Linked DNA regions of Homo sapiens: region 1 is linked to region 2. Evidence: read pairs that join two places in POLR2A ChIA-PET (ENCODE). Cell type or tissue: OCI-LY7. All regions are shown on one strand. Each heading gives the region's core, and the rest is flanking DNA. Links, peaks and the distances in the headings are about the cores only.

The links. ChIA-PET counts read pairs that join two places held together with the same protein. Peaks named below come from ENCODE experiments on the same cell type or tissue, not always from the same donor. Only the 100,000 strongest peaks of a DNase experiment are listed, where the experiment ranks them.
Region 1: POLR2A ChIA-PET joins it to region 2 with 7 read pairs; 7 of 35 experiments call an interaction of 5 or more read pairs at or near these places.

The regions. Positions count from the first base shown.
Region 1 is chr1:203,753,580-203,763,471 of GRCh38, reverse strand. No RefSeq gene overlaps it. Among named protein-coding and RNA genes, the nearest start is that of LAX1, 6.7 kb to the left of the region's middle. RefSeq lists an enhancer at 8,703-8,962. In OCI-LY7, for the core only: no CTCF peak of the experiment used is centred there; a DNase peak (open chromatin) is centred at 3,471; H3K4me3 peaks cover 977 bases; H3K27ac peaks cover 1,814 bases.
Region 2 is chr1:203,813,661-203,823,552 of GRCh38, reverse strand. ZBED6 (zinc finger BED-type containing 6) reads right to left here. Exons shown (of 17, transcript NM_001395895.1): 2 at 6,429-6,627; 3 at 4,864-4,983. It overlaps ZC3H11A (zinc finger CCCH-type containing 11A), which reads right to left. Exons shown (of 18, transcript NM_001376342.1): 3 at 6,429-6,627; 4 at 4,864-4,983. The coding sequence starts at 6,482. Among named protein-coding and RNA genes, the nearest start is that of ZC3H11A, 23 kb to the right of the region's middle. In OCI-LY7, for the core only: a CTCF peak has its summit at 4,859; a DNase peak (open chromatin) is centred at 4,912; H3K4me3 peaks cover 1,090 bases; H3K27ac peaks cover 2,500 bases.

The DNA of each region.
Region 1 (9,892 bases), core at 2,009-4,508, 58 kb after region 2:
TGTTGTTTTTTTGAGATAGAGTTTTGCTCTTGTTGCCCAGGCTGGAGTGCAATGGCATGATCTTGGCTCACCGAAACCTCCGCCTCCCGGGTTCAAGCAATTCTCCTGTCTCAGCCTCCCGAGTAGCTGGCATTACAGGCATGCACCGCCACACCCAGCTAATTTTGTATTTTTAGTAGAGACGGGGTTTCTCCATGTTGGTCAGGCTGGTCTCCAACTACTGACCTCAGGTGATCCGCCCGCCTTGGCCTCCCAAAGTGCTGGGATTACAGCATGAGCCACCGCACCTGGCCAAGGAGTGTATGTTTTAAATCCGATTGCTCTCGTGTTGTTGATGTTGTTTTTTTCTGAGACAGGGTTTCACTCCTGTTGCCCAGGCTGAAGTGCAGTGGCATGCTCTTGCTCACTACAACCTATGCCTCCCAGGCTCAAGCCATTCTCCTGCCTCAGTCTCCCAAGTAGCTGGGACTACAGGTACACGCCACCACACATGGCTAATTTTTGTATTTTTAGTAGAAATGAGGTTTCAGCATGTTAGCCAGGCTGGTCCAAACTCCTGGGCTCAAGTGATCTGCCCACCCTGGCCTCCCAAAATTCTGCGATTATAGGTGTGAGCCACTGCACCCAGCCTGCTCTAGTGTTTTAACCACTTTTCATGATTTTTTGGGGTCGGATGTTACATATGATTGTTACCAGACCCCAACACTTACCCAGAGTTAGCCTTTGGGTTGGGGGTTTCTGCACTATAGTCCCTTCAGTGGTTGCCAGAAAGGTGTTACAGGGAAGGGGTCCTGATGCAGACCCCAAGAGAGGGTTCTTGGATCTTGCCCAAGGAAGTATTCAGGGCGAGTCCATAGAGTAAAGTGAAAGCAACTTTATTAGGAAAGTAAAGGAATAAAAGAATGGCTGCTTCACGGACAGAGCAGCCTCAAGGGCTACTGGTTGCCCATTTTTATGGTTATTTCTTGATGATATGCTAAACACGGGCTGGATTATTCATGCCTCCCCTTTTTAGACCATATAGACTAACTTCCTGTTGTTCCATGGCATTTGTAAACGGTCATGGTGCTGATGGGAGTGTGGCAGTGAGGATGACCAGAGGACATTCTCATGGCCATGTTGGTTTTGGTGGGTGTTAGCCGGCTTCTTTACTACAGCCTGTTTTATCAGCAAGGTCTTTATGTCCTATATCTTGTGCCAACCTCCTATCTCATTCTGTGACTTAGAATGCCTTAACTGTCTGGGAATGCAGCCCAATAGGTCTCAGCCTCATTTTACCCAGCCCCTATTCGAGATGGAGTTGCTCTGGTTCATACGCCTCTGACAGGATTCTAAAGTATTAAGACTGTTTTTTGGCCAGGTGCAGTGGCTCACGCCTGTAATCCCGGCAAGTTGGAAGGCCGAGGTGGCTGAATCACTTGAGGTCAGAAGTTTGAGACCAGCCTGACTAACATGGAGAAACTCCATCTCTACTAAAAATACAAAAAATTAGCCAGGCGTGGTTGTGCCTGACTGTAATCCCAGCTATTCAGGAGGCTGAAGCAGAATTGCTTGAACCCGGGAGGCAGAGGTTGCAGTGAGCCGAGGTCGCACCATTGCACTCTAGCCTGAGCAACGAGCAAAACTCCCCTCAAAAACAAACAAACAAACAAACAAACATTTATTTATTTATTTATTTTTGAGAAGGTGTCTCGCTCTTTCGCCCAGGCTGGAGTGCAGTGGCATGATCTCAGCTCACTGTAACCTCTGCCTCCTGGGTTCAAGCGATTCTTCTGCCTCAGCCTCCCGAGTAGCTGGGACTACAGGTGTGCGCCACCATGCTCGGCTAATTTTTGTATTTTTTTTTTTTTTTAGAAAAGACGGGGTTTTACCATATTGGCCAGGCTGGTCTCCAACTCCTGACCTTGTGATCCACCTGCTTTGGCCTCCCAAAGTGTTGGGATTACAGGTGTGAGCTACCAGGTCCAGCCTATTTATTTATTTTTTGAGATGGAGTCTTGCTCGTCGCTCAGGCTTGAGTGCAATGGCATGATCTCGGCTCACTGCAACCTCTGCCTCCCGGGTTCAAGTGATTATCCTGCCTCAGCCTCCTGAGTAGCTAGGATTACAAGCGCTCGCCACCACGCCCAGCTAATTTATGTGTTTTTAGTAGAGATGGGGTTTTGCCATGTTGGCCAGGCTGGTCTCGAACCCCTGACCTTGTGATCTGCCTGCCTCAGCCTCCCAACTTGCTGGGATTACAGGCATGAGCCACCACACCTGGCCTAGACTGTTATTTTTGTGTTTTTTTGTTTTTTTTTTTTTTGAGACGGAGTCTTGCTCTGTCACTCAGGCTGGAATGCAATGGCACGATCTTGACTCACTGCAACCTCCGCCTCCCAGATTCAAGTGATTCTCCTGCCTCAGCCTCCCGAGTAGCTGGGATTACAGTCATGCGCCACCACACCCGCTAATTTTGTATGTTTAGTAGAGATGGAGTTTCACCATGTTTGCCAGGCTGGTCTCAAACTCCCAACCTCAGGTGATCCGCCTGCCTCAGCCTCCCAAAGTGCTGGGATTACAGGTGTGAGCCACCGCCCCTGGCCCTAAACTGGTTTTATTTATTTATTTATTTGAGGCAGAGTCTCATTGTGTCGCCCAGGCTGGAATGCAGTGGCATGATCTAGGCTCACTGCAAACTCCACTTTCTGGATTCAAGTGATTCTCCTTCTTCAGTCTCCTAAGTAGCTGGGATTACAGGCACATGCCACCATGCCTGGCTGATTTTTGTATTTTTTGTAGAGACGGGGTTTTGCCTTGTTGGCCAGGCTAGTCTTCAACTCCTGAGCTCAAGTGGTCCAGCTGCCTAGGCTTCCCAAAGTGCTGGGATTACAGGTATGAGCCACAGCACTTGGCTTAAGATTGGTTTTAAATAGAAATAATTTATGTATCTAAGTCCACAAAGTCCCTTGGTGGGGATGGGGGAACTATGTGTTATTTTCATGATGTTGCTAACACCAGAAACTTTCCAGAAGTTCTCTTTGTGAAGGCAGAAAGCACATGTTCAAAACATCAACCTGAGTTCAAGTTCTAAATTACTACCTGGCTGACCTTAGCAGTTCATCTAATCTTTTTGGGTGTTTCCTTGGCTGTAAAATGACAATAATACTACTACTTATGTAATGTTGTGAGAATTAATTGGGCCAACAATGAAAAATGCTTGGTTTAGGACTAGGCGTATTTAAGAGCTCATTAAATGGGGCTGCTATTATGCTATTATGACACTAACTCATTTCTTTATTCTTAATGGCCCCCTTTAGCCTTTCTCTTTTCTTGATGCTTACTTGCCTGCCTCCCAGGTATTACTTTATGCTTTAAATACATATTGATGGGACATCTCCCACGGCATTGCACTAGGCATTGGATTTGTACCTAAAACAGACAGTCCTTACTGCAAAGTGGCCAGTCAGGCGTGCTGCCGTCTTGCAGCTGCACACTGCATTCCAAGCAGACCCAGTTCATTGTCACTTTTGTATTCTGGGCCTTTATGCGAGTTCCTTCTGTTTTATTTCTTCTTTCTTTCTTTCTTTTCTTTCTTTATTTCTCTCTCTCTTTTTTTTTTTCCAGAGTCTCACTGTGTCACCCAGGCTGGAGTGCAGTGGAGCAGTCACCTGAGCCTCCTGAATACCTAGGACTACAGGCGTGCACCATCATGCTTGGCTAATTTTTGTATTTTTTTGCAGAGACAAGGTTTCGTCATGTTGCCCAGGCTAGTCTCGAACTCCTGGGCTCAAGCAATCCACCCACTTTGTTATTGGAAAGGAGCCCTGATTCAGACCCCAAGAGAGGGTTCTTGGATCTCGCACAAGAAAGTATTCAGGACAGGCCTGGCACGGTGGCTCACGCCTATAATCCCAGCCCTTTGGGAGGCCGAGGTGGGCAGATCATTTGAGGTCAGGAGTTCCAGACCACCCTGGCCAACATGGTAAAACCTCATCTCTACCAAAAATACAAAGCTGGGTGTAATGGTGCGTGCCTGTAATTCCTGCTACTCGGGAGGCTGAGGCAGGAGAATCACTTGAACCAGGGAGATGGAGGCTGCAGTGAGCCAATATTGCACCACTGCACTCCAGCCTGGGCAACAAGAGCAAAACTCTGTTTCAAGAAAAAAAAAAAAAAAAAGAAAGAAAAAAAAGTATTCAGGGTGAGTCCATAGAGTAAAGTGAAAGTAAAGGAATAAACAATGGCTGCTCCATAGATGGAGCAGCCCTGAGGGCTACTGGTTGCCCATTTTTATAGTTATTTCTTGATTATATGCTAAACAAGGGGTGGATTATTCATGCCTCCCCTTTTAGACCTTACAGGATGACTTCCTGACATTGCCATGACATTGTTAAACTGTCATGGCACTGGTGGGAGTACAGCAGTGAGGATGACCAGAGGTTACTCTTGTCACCATCTTGGTTTTGGTGGGTTTTGGCCGGCTTCTTTACTGCAGCCTGTTTTATCAGCAAGATCTTTATGACGTGTATCTGGTGCTGACCTCCTATCTCATCCTGTGACTTAGAATGTCTTAACTGACTTGGAATGCAGCTCAATAGGTCTCAGCCTCATTTTACCCAGCCCCTATTCAAGATGAAGTTGCCCTGGTTCACATGCCTCTGATAGCTTCAGCCTCCCAAGTGCTGGGGTTACAGGCATGAGCCACCACACCCCACTGAGTTCCTTAATTTAATTTAGTTAATTTTTCTTTTTTTTGAGATGGAGTTTCTCTCTTGTTGCCCAGGCTGGAGTGCAATGGCGCTATCTCAGCTCACTGCAACTTCCGCCCAGGTTCAAGTGATTCTCCTGCCTCAGCCTCCCGAGTAGCTGGGATTACAGGCGTGTGCCACCATGCCTGGCTAATTTATGTATTTTTAGTAGAGACAGGGTTTCTCCATGTTGGTCAGGCTGATCTTAAACTCCTGACCACAGGTGTTCCACCTGCCTCGGCCTCCCAAAGTGCTGGGATTACAGGCGTGAGCCACCACGCCCGGCCCGTTAATTTATTTTGAGACAGAGTCTCACTCTGTCACACAGGCTGGAGTGCAGTGGCATGATCTCGGCTCACTGCAACCTCTGCCTCCAGGGTTAAAGCAATTCTCATGCCTGAGCCTCCCAAGTAGCTGGGATTGCAGGTGTGTGCCACCACACCTGGCTATTTTTTTGTCTATTTTAGTAGAGATGGGGTTTCACTATCTTGGCCAGGCTGGTCTCAAACTCCTGAATTCAAGTGATCTGCTCGCATTGGCCTTCCAAAGCGTTGAGATTACAGGTGTGAGCCACTGCGCTGGGCCTAAGTTCCTTCATTTTAACAGCAGCTTCTTTTTCTCATGTAAAATTCCAGTAAAGTCACACTTTAAAACTTTATACTGGCTCTTTCTCAGTTATGGGGCTGAGGTGTTTTGTTACTTTCTTCTTTGGACTCTTAACTGCTTGAACTTTTACAAAGATTGAGTGCTTTTTTGTTTTTTGAGACGGAGTTTCCCTCTGGCTGCCCAAGCTGAAGTGCAATGGCGCGATCTCCGCTCACCGCAACCTCTGCCTCCTGGGTTAAAGCGATTCTCCTCCCTCAGTCTCCCGTGTAGCTGGGATTACAGGCATGGGCCACCACGCCCGGCTAATTTTGTATTTTTAGTAGAGACAGGGTTTCTCCATGTTGGTCGGTCTGGTCTCGAACTCCCGACCTCAGGTGATCCGCCCACCTCCACCTCCCAAAGTGCTGGGATTACAGGCATGAGCCACCGCGCCCAGCTGAGTGTCATTTTTATAGAAAAAAACTATCTATTGCACCTGGGCAACATGGTAAGACCTCTGCTCTAAAAAAATTTTTTCTTATTTTTTGAGATGGAGTCTTGCTGTGACCCCCAGGCTGGAGTGCAGTGGCACAATCTCGGCTCACTGCAACTTCTGCCTCCCAGGTTCAAGTGATTCTCCTGCTTCAGCCTCCTGAGTAGCTAGGATTACAGGCGCACACCATCATGCCCAGCTAATTTTTTTTTGTATTTTTAGTAGAGATGGGGTTTCACTATGTTGGCCAGGCTGGTCTCGAACTCCTGACCTTGTGATCCGCCCACCTCGGCCTTCCAAAGTGCTGGGATTACAGGTGTGAGCCACCGTGCCTGGCCTAAAAATTTTTTTGTAAAATTTAGCCAGGCATGGTGGCAAACACCTGTAGTCTCAGCTACTGGGGAGGCTGAGGCAAGAGGTTTGTTCAAACCCAGGAATTTGAGGCTGTAGTGAGCTATGATTAGCTATGATTGCACCACTGCACTCCAGCCTGGGTGACAGAGCAAGACTCTGTCTCTGAAACAACAACAAAAATAAACCAAAATTATTATTTTAAAAAATGTGCCCCAAGTACCACCACCTCTGTGAGCCTTTCCCTTCTGAGACCTGGGTTTCCTCTTCTGTGCCCCCATCACACTGTGCATGCATCTTTGTGAGAGCATCTCTCAAGTCGCTGGAGTTATTTGTTTAAATGTTTGTCTCCCCAAGTAGACTTTGAGAACCTGAGGGCAGGGGCTATGTTTTATTTATTGCATATCTGGCATTTAGCACAGTGCCTGACCACAGGAGTTAATTGGGCCATCTGAAAAGGTCTCTTAGGTGCTCCTTGCTGCTGTGAATTTGGGACATAAATGTGTGACGGTGTCAGAGGTGTTCGAACCACAGTGACTGCATCTTGAATAGGGGAGGGGTAAAATAAGTCTGAGACCTACTGGGCTGCATTTTTAGGAGGTTAAGGCATTATTAGTCACAGGATGAGATAGGAGGTCGGCACAAGATACAGGTCACAAAGGCCTTGCTGATAAAACAGCATGTAGCCGGGCGCAGTGACTCACACATGTAATCCCAGCACTTTGGGAGGCTGAGGTGGGCAGATCATGAGGTCAGGAGATCGAGATCATCCTGGCTAACACAGTGAAAGCCTGTCTCTACTAAAAATACAAAAAAATTAGCTGGGCGTGATGGTGCATGCCTGTAGTCCCAGCTACTCGGGAGGCTGAGGCAGGAGAATCACTTGAACCCAGGAGGCAGAGGTTGCAGTGACCTGAGATCGTGCCACTGCACTCCAGCCTGGTGACAGAGCAAGACTACAAGACTCCGTCAAAAACAAAAACAAAAACAAAAACAAAACAACCAACCAAACAACAACAACAAAAAAAACACAAACCGCATGTGGTAAAAAAGCCCTAAACCAAGGTGGCAACTTCTGGTAATTCTCACTGTTTATTATACACTAATTATAATTCATAAGCATGCTAAAAGACTCTCCCACAAGTGCCGTGAGAGTTTACAAATGCCATGGCAACATCAGACCCTATATGGTTTAAAAAGGAGAGGAACCCTAAGTTCTGGGGATTGGCCACCCCTTTGCCAGAAAACTTATGAATAATCTACACCTTGTTTAGCACATAATCAAGAAATAATCATTAAAAAGTAGCCAACCAGCAGCCCTTGGAGGCTGCTCTGCCTATGGAGTAGCCATTCTTTATTCCTTTACTTTCTTAGTAAACTTGCTTTCACTTTATGGACTCACCCCAAATTATTTCTTGTGCAAGATCCAAGAACCCTCTTCTGGGGTCAGGATTGGGACCCCTTTCCAGTAACAATAGGATGGGCCATGGAGGAAAAAATCAGCAGCTAATGTTTTTTCCTGCTGTGCTCTCCTTAGCCAAAGAAAAAAGACTGTCCTCTCTATTCTCATAGGAAGGGTAACCTGCGCCCTGTGTTGGGTCTCCTTTGCCCTACCAAAGTGTTAACAGTAGCTTTTGCGGCCGGGCATGGTGGTTCACTCCTGTAATCCCAGCACTTTGGGAGGTCGAGGTGGGAGGATCACTTTGAGCCTGAGTTCAAGACCAGCCTGGGCAACAAAGCAAGACCCTGCCTCAAAAAACAAAAAAACCCAGTAGCTTTTGTATTTCTGTGCTTCCTTTTTTTTTTTTTTTGAGACGGAGTTTCGCTCTTGTTGCCCAAGCTGGAGTGCAATGGCACAATCTCAGCTCACTGCAACCTCCTCTTCCCAGGTTCAAGTGATTCTCCTGCCTCAGCCTCCCAAGTAACTGGGATTACAGGCATGCGCCACCATGCCCGGCTAATTTTTGCATTTTTAGTAGAGACGGGGGTTTTACGCTGTTAGACAGGATAGTCTTGATCTCCTGACCTCGTGACCCGCCTGCCTTGGCCTCCTAAAGTGCTGGGATTACAGGCATGAACCACCACACCCAGCATTTCTGTGCTTCCAAATGCCAAAATTGGGCCGGGCATGGTGGCTCATACCTGTAATCCCAGCACTGTGGGAGGCCGAGGCAGGTGGATCACAAGGTCAGGAGCTGGCGACTAGCCTGGCCAACATGGTGAAACTCTGTCTCCACTACAAATATAAAAATTAGCTGGGCATGGTGGTGTGTGCCTGTAGTCCCAGCTACTTGGGAGGCTGAGGCAGGAGAATTGCTTGAACCTGGGAGGCGGAGGTTGCAGTGAGCTGAGATCATGCCATTGCACTCCAGCCTGGGCAACAGAGCAAGACGCAGTCTTGAAAAAAAAAAAAATGCCAAAACTGTCCTGTGTGAAAGACAATCCTAATCAGACTTTGTTTTTGGTTTGAGGGCTGGGACAACTATGATACGAAGAAGACACAGGAAGCCTTAATGGTGGCAACCCCCACCCACCCTTCCTCATGTATTTGCATATATCCTGGAGGCCTCTCCAGTCCAGACAAGTCTGAAACAGAAAACAAAGGCAGCAAATGCCTCCTTTTGAAGTTAAAGTTGTGAGAGACCGGGGTTAGGAAAGAAAGATTTAGAAAAGTACAGAAACATTTCTCTGCTCCCTGTCCCCTCTCTACCCGAGACCCTTGAGAAGAGTGAGGAGTATGTATTTGCAAGCAAAGAGTGTGTGAGCAGACTAGAGGAAGTTTCTGTTCCCCCGCTTAGGCCAAACCCTAATGGAAGAGGTGGGTTGGTACTGCTGATGGGTAAGAGAACCCTTTTCTTTTTTTTTTGAGATGGAGTCTCACTTTGTTGCCCATGCTGGAGTGCAATGATGCGATCTCAGCTCACTGCAACCTCCACCTCCCAGATTCTAGTGATTCTCTTGCCTCAGCCTCCCAAGGAGATGGGATTACAGGCATGTGCCAGGCTGGTCTTGAAGTCCTGACCTCAGGTGATCCACCCGCTTCAGCCTCCTAAAGTGCTAAGATTACAGACATGAGCCACCGCGCCCGGCCTGAGAACCGTTTCTTTCTTTCTTTTCTTCTGTTTCTTTCTTTCTCTTTCTTTCTTTCTTTCTTTCTTTCTTTCTTTCTTTCTTTCTTTCTTTCTTTCTTTCTTTCTTTCTTCCTTCCTTCCTTCCTTCCTTCCTTCCTTCCTTTCTCTCTTTCTTCTTTCCTTTCTCTCTTTCTTTCTCTTTCTTTTCTTTTCTTTCCTTCCTTCCTTCCTTCCGTCCTTCCTTCCTTCCTTCCTTCCTTCCTTCCTTCCTTCCTTCCTTCCTTCCTTCCTTCTTTCTTTTCTTTTTTTCTCTTTTATTTTTTGAGATGGAGTTTCTCTCTTGTTGCAATGGTGCGATCTCGGCTCACCACAACCTCTGCCTCCTGTGTTCAAGTGATTCTCCTGCCTCAGCCTCCCACGTAGCTGGGATTACAAGCGCCTGCCACCACGCCCGGCTAACTTTTGTATTTTCAGTAGAGATGGGGTTTCGCCGTGTTGGCCAGGCTGGTCTCGAACTCCCAGTCTCAGGTGATCCGCCCTCTTCGGCCTCCCAAAGTGCTGGGATTACAGGCGTGAGCCACTGCACCCAGCCTAGAACCCTTTTCTTAAGTCTGGTGCCCCGAGAGCAAAGCAGGCCTCTGCCTCCTTGTTCCTTCTGGGGT
Region 2 (9,892 bases), core at 3,888-6,387:
GGGGAAGGGAGAAGGCTCAGTATGCCTAGACTGTTTGTACAAACAATATGGTTAATGCTGAACATCTGCCTTCCTTCTGGGAGTCTGGAATTTGGGTACATGTTTGGTAAAGAGTGCTTATATGGCTAGCACCAATGAAAATCCTGGATGCTGAGTCTCTAATGGATTTCCCTGGGCAGGAATACCACACATGCATTGCTGCATTTTCATGACTAGGAAAAGAGTGTGCTCTGTGTCACCCCTAAAGGGAGTGGGCATAAAAAAACAGGCACACGGATTCTTCCAGATTCCTCCAGTGTCTTTTTCTCTTATGATCTGACAGTGTCTTTACTCTATTGCTGCAATAAATCTCAACTCTGAATACATCCTAGAGAATCTCTAAATGAAGAGATGCTCCTGGAGACACTGCCATACCCTCCATAGGAGCTGTGCCAATATACACTCCACTAAAAATGTTACAACATTGACTTTTCATGTTATAACATAAAATATAAAAGTTGCAGAGTACTCCTTTATCAATTTATTTGATATCTGCTGCTATTTGCAAGATAGGTAGCTTAGAATGTAGTTAAGAGACAAGAAATACAAAACCAGACTGGAGTAGCTGACCCCAGGCACATGAACTGCATATTTAGTCTCACTCTAACAATTCAGTCCAAAGTCATTAGATGGGGTTGAGGGAGACAGGCATTCAGATGGGAGAAGGGAAGGACATGGTGGCCCAGAGCAGGGTATTGGAGTCTGACTGAGAATAGGAAGGTATCCACATGACCATGTGGAACTGGCATAGGGTGTTGGAACCCACGGAGGGTTGGAGGGTTAAGAGGACATGTGCATGAAAGGGTACCCTGACAAGTGTTGAGCCTGAGCAGGGTTAGCAATGTCTCTGTGCAGAAGAGATCACAATGTAGGATGAAGAATATATACTCATGTAGGGTCAGTCTAGAATGGCATCAAAGACCAAGTGGGGTTAGGAAGGCAGGGTATTCCCAAGGGAACCTGGTACAGAGTTGGAGTATGTGCGCAGGGTCAGGACAGCATCTCACATGTGAGGGCCGCTCAGCACAAAGTATCACAGCCCAAAGGTGTGAAAACAGTATCCATTATAGGGATCGTGTTGGGGGTCAAAAGTAGGATGTTGGGGTCCAAGCAGGGTGAGAAAGAGGTCCCTATGGTAAAGCAAGCAGGGAGGCTTAGCACAGAGTACTAGAGTTGAAACATGGTGAGAAAGGTGTCCTTGTGGAGAAGCTGTGTGTGTCATGTCAGAGCCTGAGAGGAAGGAAAAAGCTGTGACACAATATTGGTTTTTATACTAGTAGACTGATCAAATAAATAAAAGTATTATGAACAATGAAAACCAAGTTTCTCACTTCTGGAGAAGAGTTACAGGTATGGAAAAGGAGAAGTCTAGACTAAGTCCTGTGGCATTGATGAACTGGAAGCATCTATATGAACTCATAATTTGTAATACTATGTATCTATTATTAAATACATAGGGCCAGGCACGGTGGCTCACACCTGTAATCCCAGGACTTTGGGAGGCCAAGGCGGGCGGATCACGAGGTCAGCAGATCGAGACCATCCTGGCTAACACGGTGAAACCCCATCTCTACTAAAAGTACAAAAAATTAGCCGGGCGTGGTGGCGGGCACCTGTAATCCCAGCTACTCGGGAGACTGAAACAGGAGAATGGTGTGAACCAATGAGGCGGAGCTTGCAGTGAGCGGAGATCGCGCCACTGCACTCCAGCCTGGGTGATAGAGCAAGACTCCGTCTCAAAAAAAAAAAAACAAAACCAAAAACCATAATGATGTAAATGTCTGTTAAGTGTATACATTTATATATTCCTCAGCTCTGTCCACTGAGAGGACCTGAAAGTGATGACACTCTAGGAGCAGCCCAAATCTTAACTTCTATATACCATTATTCACTAAAAGAAACCAGGGCACCTTGGATAAATGGCCGAATACAGGGCTGAAGTAGGAAAAGTACAGGATGAGCCTGGAAAATCTTGTCAGGCCAAAAAGCAGAGATGCTCAAAGAATGATGGAAACATCAAAAGAACACAAAAATCAGTTTGAAAGGCTCCTACTTGCCAAATCTGGGTCAATCGGAGCATAAAAGTAATGATAGTAACAGAGTACGACACACTGATTAAAATAGAAAACCACATGTATTAGTCCATTTTCACATTGCTATAAAGAACTATCTGAGACTGGGAAATTTATTTAAAAAAAAAAGGTTTAACTAACTCACAGTTCTGCATGGCTGGGGAGGCTTCAGGAAACTTATAATTATGGCAGGAGGTGAACAGGACGCAAGACACAAACAAGTCTTACATGGCAGCAAGAGAGCGCGAGCAAAGGGAGTCCCACACTTTTAAACCATCAGATCTCACGAGAACGCACTCACTATCATGAGAATAGCGTGGGGGAAACCGCCCCCATGATCCAATCACCTCCCATCAGGTCCCTCCCTTAACACATGGGGATTACGATAGAGGTGAGATTCAGGTGAGGATACAGAGCCAAACGTATCACCACAAGTTTGCATTAATTCACATCAATAACGGGGAAAAAGTTGAAGTCTGATGAGAAACGGGGTAAAGGGTCTAAAAGTACCTCTCCACAAAATATTTATTAATTACAAAAAGAAAGCCTTTATAATGAAGCAATCTGGCAGATACCATCTTAATTGAGTGATCAAAGTTAACATCACCAGTAATGAGAAAATTAAAACTGTGTGCCACGGGATGATATGCAACAAAAATACCATTCGCCGGGCGTGGCTCACACCTGTAATCTCAGCACTCTGGGAGGCTGAGGCAGGTGAATAACTTGAGGCCAACAATTCGAGACCAGCCTGGCCAACATCGCGAAACCTCGTGTCTACTAAAAAACACAAAAAATTAGACGGGTGTGGTGAGGCATGCCCGTTGTCCCAGCTACTCGAGAGGTTGAGGCACAAGAATCACATGAACTCAGGAGGCAGAGGTCGCAGTGAGCTGAGATCCCACCACTGCACTCCAGCCTGGGTAACAGCGCGAGACTCTGTCTCAACTCAAAATATACACACACACACACATAATTTGTGATATTCCTGCTAAAGCTATATAATCTTAATTTAGTAATGAGGGGGAATACAAACAAACCCAAATTGAAGAACATTCTTAAAAACAATTTCCCTATAGCTACCATAAGTGTTAAGGGCAATGAAACGCAAGGCAGGACTGAGCAACTGCTCTCAACAGAAGGAGACAAAACTAGTCGTGACAACTATGTGCAACACTTGAATTTGGGCTTTTTTTTTTTTTTTCTTGAGATGGAGTCTCGCCCTGTCACCCAGGCCAGAATGGAGTGGCGCAATCTCAGCTCAGTGCAACCTCCGCCTCCCAGGTTCAAGCGATTCTCCTGCTTCAGCCTCCTGAATAGCTGGGATTACAGACGCGTGCCACCACACCCAACTAATTTTTATATTTTTAGTAGAGATGGGCTTTCACCATGTTGGTCAGGCTGGTCTCGAACTCCTGATCTCATGATTCACCCGCCTCAGCCTAGTAAAGTGCTGGGATTACAGGCGTGAGCCACTGAGCCCAGCCTGGACTTGCTCTTTCTAAAATAAAAGATATTAAAATAAAACTGGCAAAATTTGAGTGAGATCAAAGGATTAAACGATGGTAATATATCAATGTTAATCTTTTTAAAAAAATTGCTGGAGTCGGCTGGGCGCGGTGGCTCATGCCTGTAATCCCAGCACTTTGGGAGGCCGAGGCAAGTGGATCACCAGAGATCAGGAGTTCGAGACCAGCCTGACCAGCATGGCAAAACCCCATCTCTACTAAAAATACAGAATTAGCCAGGCATGGTAGTGCATGCCTGTAATTCTAGCTACTCGGGAGGCTGAGGCAGGAGAACCGCTTGAACTAGGGAGGTGGAGGTTGCACTAAGCTGAGCCCATGCTATTACACTCCAGCCTGGGCAACAAGAGCAAAACTCTGTCTCAAAAAAAAAAAAAAAAAAAAAATTGGAGTCAGCTGGGCACGGTGGCTCACGCATGTAATCCCAGCACTTTCAGAGGCCAAAGTGGGTAAATCACCTGAAGTCAGGAGTTCGAGCCCAGCCTGGCCTGCGTGGTAAAACCCCGTCTCTACTAAAAATACAAAAATTAGCAGGCCATGGTGGCAGGTGCCTGTAATCCCAGCTACTCAGGAGGCTGAGGCAGGAGAATCGCTTGAACCTGGGAGGTGGAGGTTGCAGTAAGCAGAGATTGCGCCACTGCACTCCAGCGTGGGCGACAGAGTGAGACTCCGTTTCAAAAAAAAAAAAATAAAAAGAAAGAAAAAAAAATTGCATAGAGGAAAGTTGTGTATATATATACACACACATATATACACGTGTGTGTATATACACACATATACATATGTATATATACACGTGTGTGTGTGTGTGTGTGTGTGTGTGTGTATATATATATATTTTTTTTTTTGAGACGGAGTGTTGCTCTGTCACCAGGCTGGAGTGCAGTGGTGCGATCTCAGCTCACTGCAACCTCCAACTCCCTGGTTCGAGCGATTTTCCTGCCTCAGCCTCCCGAGTAGCTGGAATTACAGGCACATGCCACCACACTGAGCTAATTTTTTGTATTTTTAGTAGAGATGGGGTTTCACCACGTTGGCTAGGATGGTCTCAATCTCCTGACCTCATGATCTACCCGCCTCAGCCTCCCAAAGTGCTGGAACTACAGGCATGAGCCACTGCACTCAGCCTTAATATATTTTTTAAAAGTCACTTTTGTCCCTATATTTTTTATTGGCCCACCAGGTCTCCAGACTACTTATTATGATAACGGAAATAAAAAACTTACATCAATCTCCATGTGCCGAAACCTGCACACCTGTCGAAAACAGCGCCCTTCTTGCCATAATGTGCAAACAGTTTCATTTCCTATTGCAGCTTCACAGTGACGGAATGGGCAGCTGTCACCCTGTAAACAAATAGAGAACACTCTATTTGTAGCATTGAAATACATCCTAGGTAAAATATCCATAACAAGAGCTCCTGGAATTTAGACAAGCACAAATGAGTAAGAAAGGACTGGTAAGGTAAAAAACAATGGACATGGAATGACAGGAACAAACCGAGAGCAACAAATTATTTCCTATAACCTATTTCTTGACAGTACCCTTCGTTTGATCTGGCATGAGTGACACAAGCTGAAAAAAAGAGTTGAAAAAGACAAGTAGGAGTGTTAGGTCCTCTTTAAAAATGTATTTTACAGTTCATCTTCAAAACTGACATCTCGCCTTGTGTAACTCTAGCTTTTGATGGAAAATCAGAAAGTAAATAGAATTTAAATATAATTAACATATATACAATATAACTGTGCTCCACTGCATACTTTATGCAACGGTAATATCTGAAATAAAACGCTACTGTTGTGCAAACTGCTATAGGTAAGATAAAATTATCACAGCTTTGCTCAAAACTCATCATTTAAAACATAATATCACCGGGCGTGGGGGCTCACGCCTGTAATCCCAGCACTTTGGGAGGCCGAGGCGGGCAGATCACAAGGTCAGGAGTTCAAGACAAGCCTGGCCAACACGTGAAACCCTGTCTGTACTAAAAATACAGTTAGCTGGGTGTGGTGGCAGGCGCCAGAAATCCCAGCTACTTGGGAGGCTGAGGCAGGAGAATGGCTTGAACCTGGGAGGCGGAGGTTACAGTAAGCCAAGACCATACCACTGCACTCCAGCCTGGGTGACAGAACTAGACTCCGTCTCAAAAAATAAAAATAAAAAAAAAATCAAGATGACTGAAGAACAAATTTTTTTAACATATACGTTTATAGAATTAGTCATAAAATCACAGAAAGCAATAGGTATATGTAAATAGAGCTGCAAAAGAATCAAGGAGAAAAACAGAAGTTTTGACAAAGATTAAGCCAAAAAACTGCAAAAGCATATTTAGTATGATGACTCTATATTCTTAGTACTCAGCAGGAAATCTGGGAGAAGAAAGAAGTCAAATTCAACCCATGACAGTTTCTGGAAGTACAACACAATTCACTAACTATTCACTCACTCATTTAATATGAAGTATATAAAATCAAAGTTAGTAAGGCATAGGTCAAAGTGGCCCCATTTCCAAAGGCACCCTGAACAGATTAATTTTGAACACTGAATGATGACTACATGCCACGTGCCTTTTCACTTTTGTACAAGATGGGAAAATTAGTTATATATAAAATGAAAAGAAAAAAACACTGAATTACCCTAAATACATTATCCTTTAAAAAACTGACAGCCAATAATAAAGTTGGGCAAAAAATATATATATAATAAAAACAACTTAAAATGTTGGGAAAATCTTATCCAATTCTATTAAGCAAATTGTAGAAAGAACTGATTTAAAGATGTCAATTCTTACTTTGGTACATGTGGAATAGAAAAAAAAATAGCAGTCTTCTCCTTGATTAGGCATGCTGGGTAGATTCTTAGATCAGAAGTGGCTTCTTGAAACAAGCCACTGCTTCCTCAAAGCAAGGACCAGGCTCCAAGTCCTCGTGAAATGGGTTTAATCTTCCAAATGACAACTTGATCACAGAAATTGTCTTTAAACTGTAATCCTAAAATGAGGAGACAATGAATTAAAATATTTCAGGTAAATTCTTCCTCCTTCAAATCACCATGGCTAATGAGATCGTATTGCTAGAGTCAAATTTTATTAATACGACCTTGCTTATACAGAGCCTTGTAAACACACTGATTGCGAATACTGTACATTCCCATCTACAATGTAAAATTTTGACTAGAAAGGCCATGCCCTTCTTTTATATTCTCTGTGATGCTTGTTACACAGTTACAGCATTGTAAATAAGCATTGTTAACTAAAGATCTACATTTTATTTTTAACTCTTTTTAGAGACAGTGTCTCACTCTGTTGCCCAGGCTGGAGTGCAATGATGTGATCACAGCTCACAGCAACACTGAACTCCTGGGCTCAAGGGATTCTCCCACCTCAGCCTCCCCCAAGTATCCAGGACTACAGGCACATACCACTATACCCAGCTAATTTTTTAAAAAAAATTTTTGTAAAGACAGGATCTTGCTATGTTGTTCAGTCTGGTCTTGAACTCCTGCCTCAAGCAATCCTCCTCACTTGGCCTCCCAAAATGCTGGGATTATAGGTGTGAGCCATCCCGCCCAGCCTGATCTACATTATACATATATGTATATATGTATGTATATATGTATTTTTGCCTACTAATTTGAAAGTCTCAAAAGACTACATACATTTTAGATTATTAATGGGACTTAGGTTACTAACACAAAATACTTGCTAACAAAATATGATAAAGTAGAATGTTTCATCTAAATGAAAAACTTCAAATATTTTCACAAGCATTTTTATTCCAAAAGTATATAATCATAACTAGGTGAGAAAACCCTGTTTAGCTAGAATAACTGATGAAAACAATTACTTCTGAAAAGGTCTATCGATCTAGCTTACGTTAATGAAGACGACTAGAGGTGTACACCAATTACAAACAAGACGCAAAAGTAGTCTTTGGGGCTTTCCATAATAGTGATTCCACAAAACAACAAATATTTTCTCCCCTAGTCCATGGCATACCCTGATCTCCACACTAAAACGTCCAAGCAAGCTTCTACAAAAGCATATAACAAAAGCACATACGAGAATATGGAAAGGGTTTCCACAAACGTACATACCAGAAGATCAGGTTTCAGAAATAGTGATCTACAACTTGAAATCAATTAAATCAAATTCAGTCATATCTCCCACTAATAATTCCTAATGCAAGAATGGTATGCCATGATGAAAAGTCACCTTGATGTTAACAACCTGGATTAAGAGTCTGACACTGAACATGGGTACTAAACATGTACCCAAATGTTTAAAGTTTACATACCCTTCGACAATTCCATTTCTAGAATGTATTATAATATGTAAAAGTATTAAAGGTAACAATGCACAATAAATGTTATCACAATCTTGTTTTAATAATGAAATAGGCCGGGTGCAGTGGCTCATACCTATAATCCCAGCACTCTGGGAGGCCAAGGTGGGCAGATCGCTTGAGTCCAGGAGTTCGAGACCAGCCTGGACAACATGGCAAAACCCCATCTCTTAAAAAAAAAAAAAAAAAAAAAGCTGGGTGTGGTGGCACACTCCTGTGATCCCAGCTACACGGGGGAGCTGAGGCACAAGAATCACTTGAACCCAGGAGGCAGAGGTTGCAGTGAGCTGACATTGCGCCACTGCACTCCAGCTTGGGCAACAGAGCGAGACACTGTCTCAAAAAAAAAAAAAAAAGAAAAGAAAAGGAAGAAAATAATGAAATAACATCTAGAAACCTAACTGTTCAAAAACTGGAGACTATTTTTAAAAATTATGATATATGGCCAGGCACGGTGGCTCATGCCTGTAATCCCAGCACTTTGGGAGGTGGAAGCTGGTGGATCACTTGAGGTCAGGAGTTTGAGAACAGCCTGGACAACATGGCGAAACCCCATCTCTACTAAAAATACAAAAATTACCCAGGTGTGGTGGCACACACCTGTAGTCCCAGCTACTCAGGAGCCTAAGGTAGGGAAACTTCTTGAACCCGGGAGGTGGAGGTTGCAGTGAGCCGAGATCATGCACTGCACTCCATCCTGGACAACAGAGTGAGACTCTATCTCAAAAATAAACAAATGATTTAAAAAAATTACGGTATATTCATGTAATGTGACAATATACAGCCATTAGAGTTTCATACCAGAAAGTGAATGCTGCTGTAAAAAACCAAAAACAAAAAAATCTAAAAATATGTAAGCAGCTTTGTTATTGGGTCATAGGTGGAGGCTGGAAGACTTTTGAGGTACTTGATAGAAAAGGCCTAGAAGAAACTGCTGCTAAAGCATATGAACGTTAAAGGTACTTAAGGTACTTATGGTGAGGTTTCAGTCAGAAATTAGGATCGTGTTATTGGAAACTGGAGGAAAGGTTATTCTTTTTTTTTTCTTTGAGATGGAGTCTTGCTCTGTCACCCAGGCTGGAATGCAATGGTGCCATCTTGGCTCACTGCAACCTCTGCCTCCCAGGTTCAAGCAATTCTCCCGCCTCAGTCTCCCAAGTAGCTGGAATTACAGGCTTGCACCACCACATATGGCTAATTTTTGTATTTTTAGTAGAGACAGGGTTTCGCCATGTTGGCCAGGCTGGTCTTGAACTTCTGACCTCAGATGATCCTCCCACCTCAGCCTCCCAAAGTGCTGGGATTACAGGTGTGAGCCAGCGCCTGGCCGGAAAGGTTATTCCTGTTAAAAAGTGGCAGAGAACTTAGAATTGGGTTGTGTTGGGCAGAAGGCAGAACCTGGAAGCAATGAACTTGGGTTTTAGCTGAGGAGATTTCTAAGCAAAGTGTGGAAGGAACAGCCTGGGCTTTTCCTGCTGCTTACAGTGAAATGCAAGGAGAGAGACATATTGAGGCAAGAACTATGAAGCAAAAAGGAATAAAGAATCTGAACTTGAAAATTTAGAAAATTCTCACTCTATCCATATTGCAAAAAAAAAAAACAAGAATGTATGCTCTGTAGAGAAAAGGGTATGGGTGGGCAACAGTTTGTTGGAGATTAGGTGTGTGACTAGATTCAGGCAACCATCTTAGCAAAAAATGTTGCCAGCTTAAAATGAAAGAGACAGACATGTACAGAGGGAATGTGATGAGAAGACACACAAGGAGAAGATGACCATGTGGCTGGAGTGATGCATCTACAAACCAAGGAATGCCAAGGATTGCCAACAAACACCAGAAGCCAGAATGGGTAAGGATCATTCCTCTACAGGCTTCAGAGGGAGAATGGCCCTGCTGAAAACATTTTAGACAT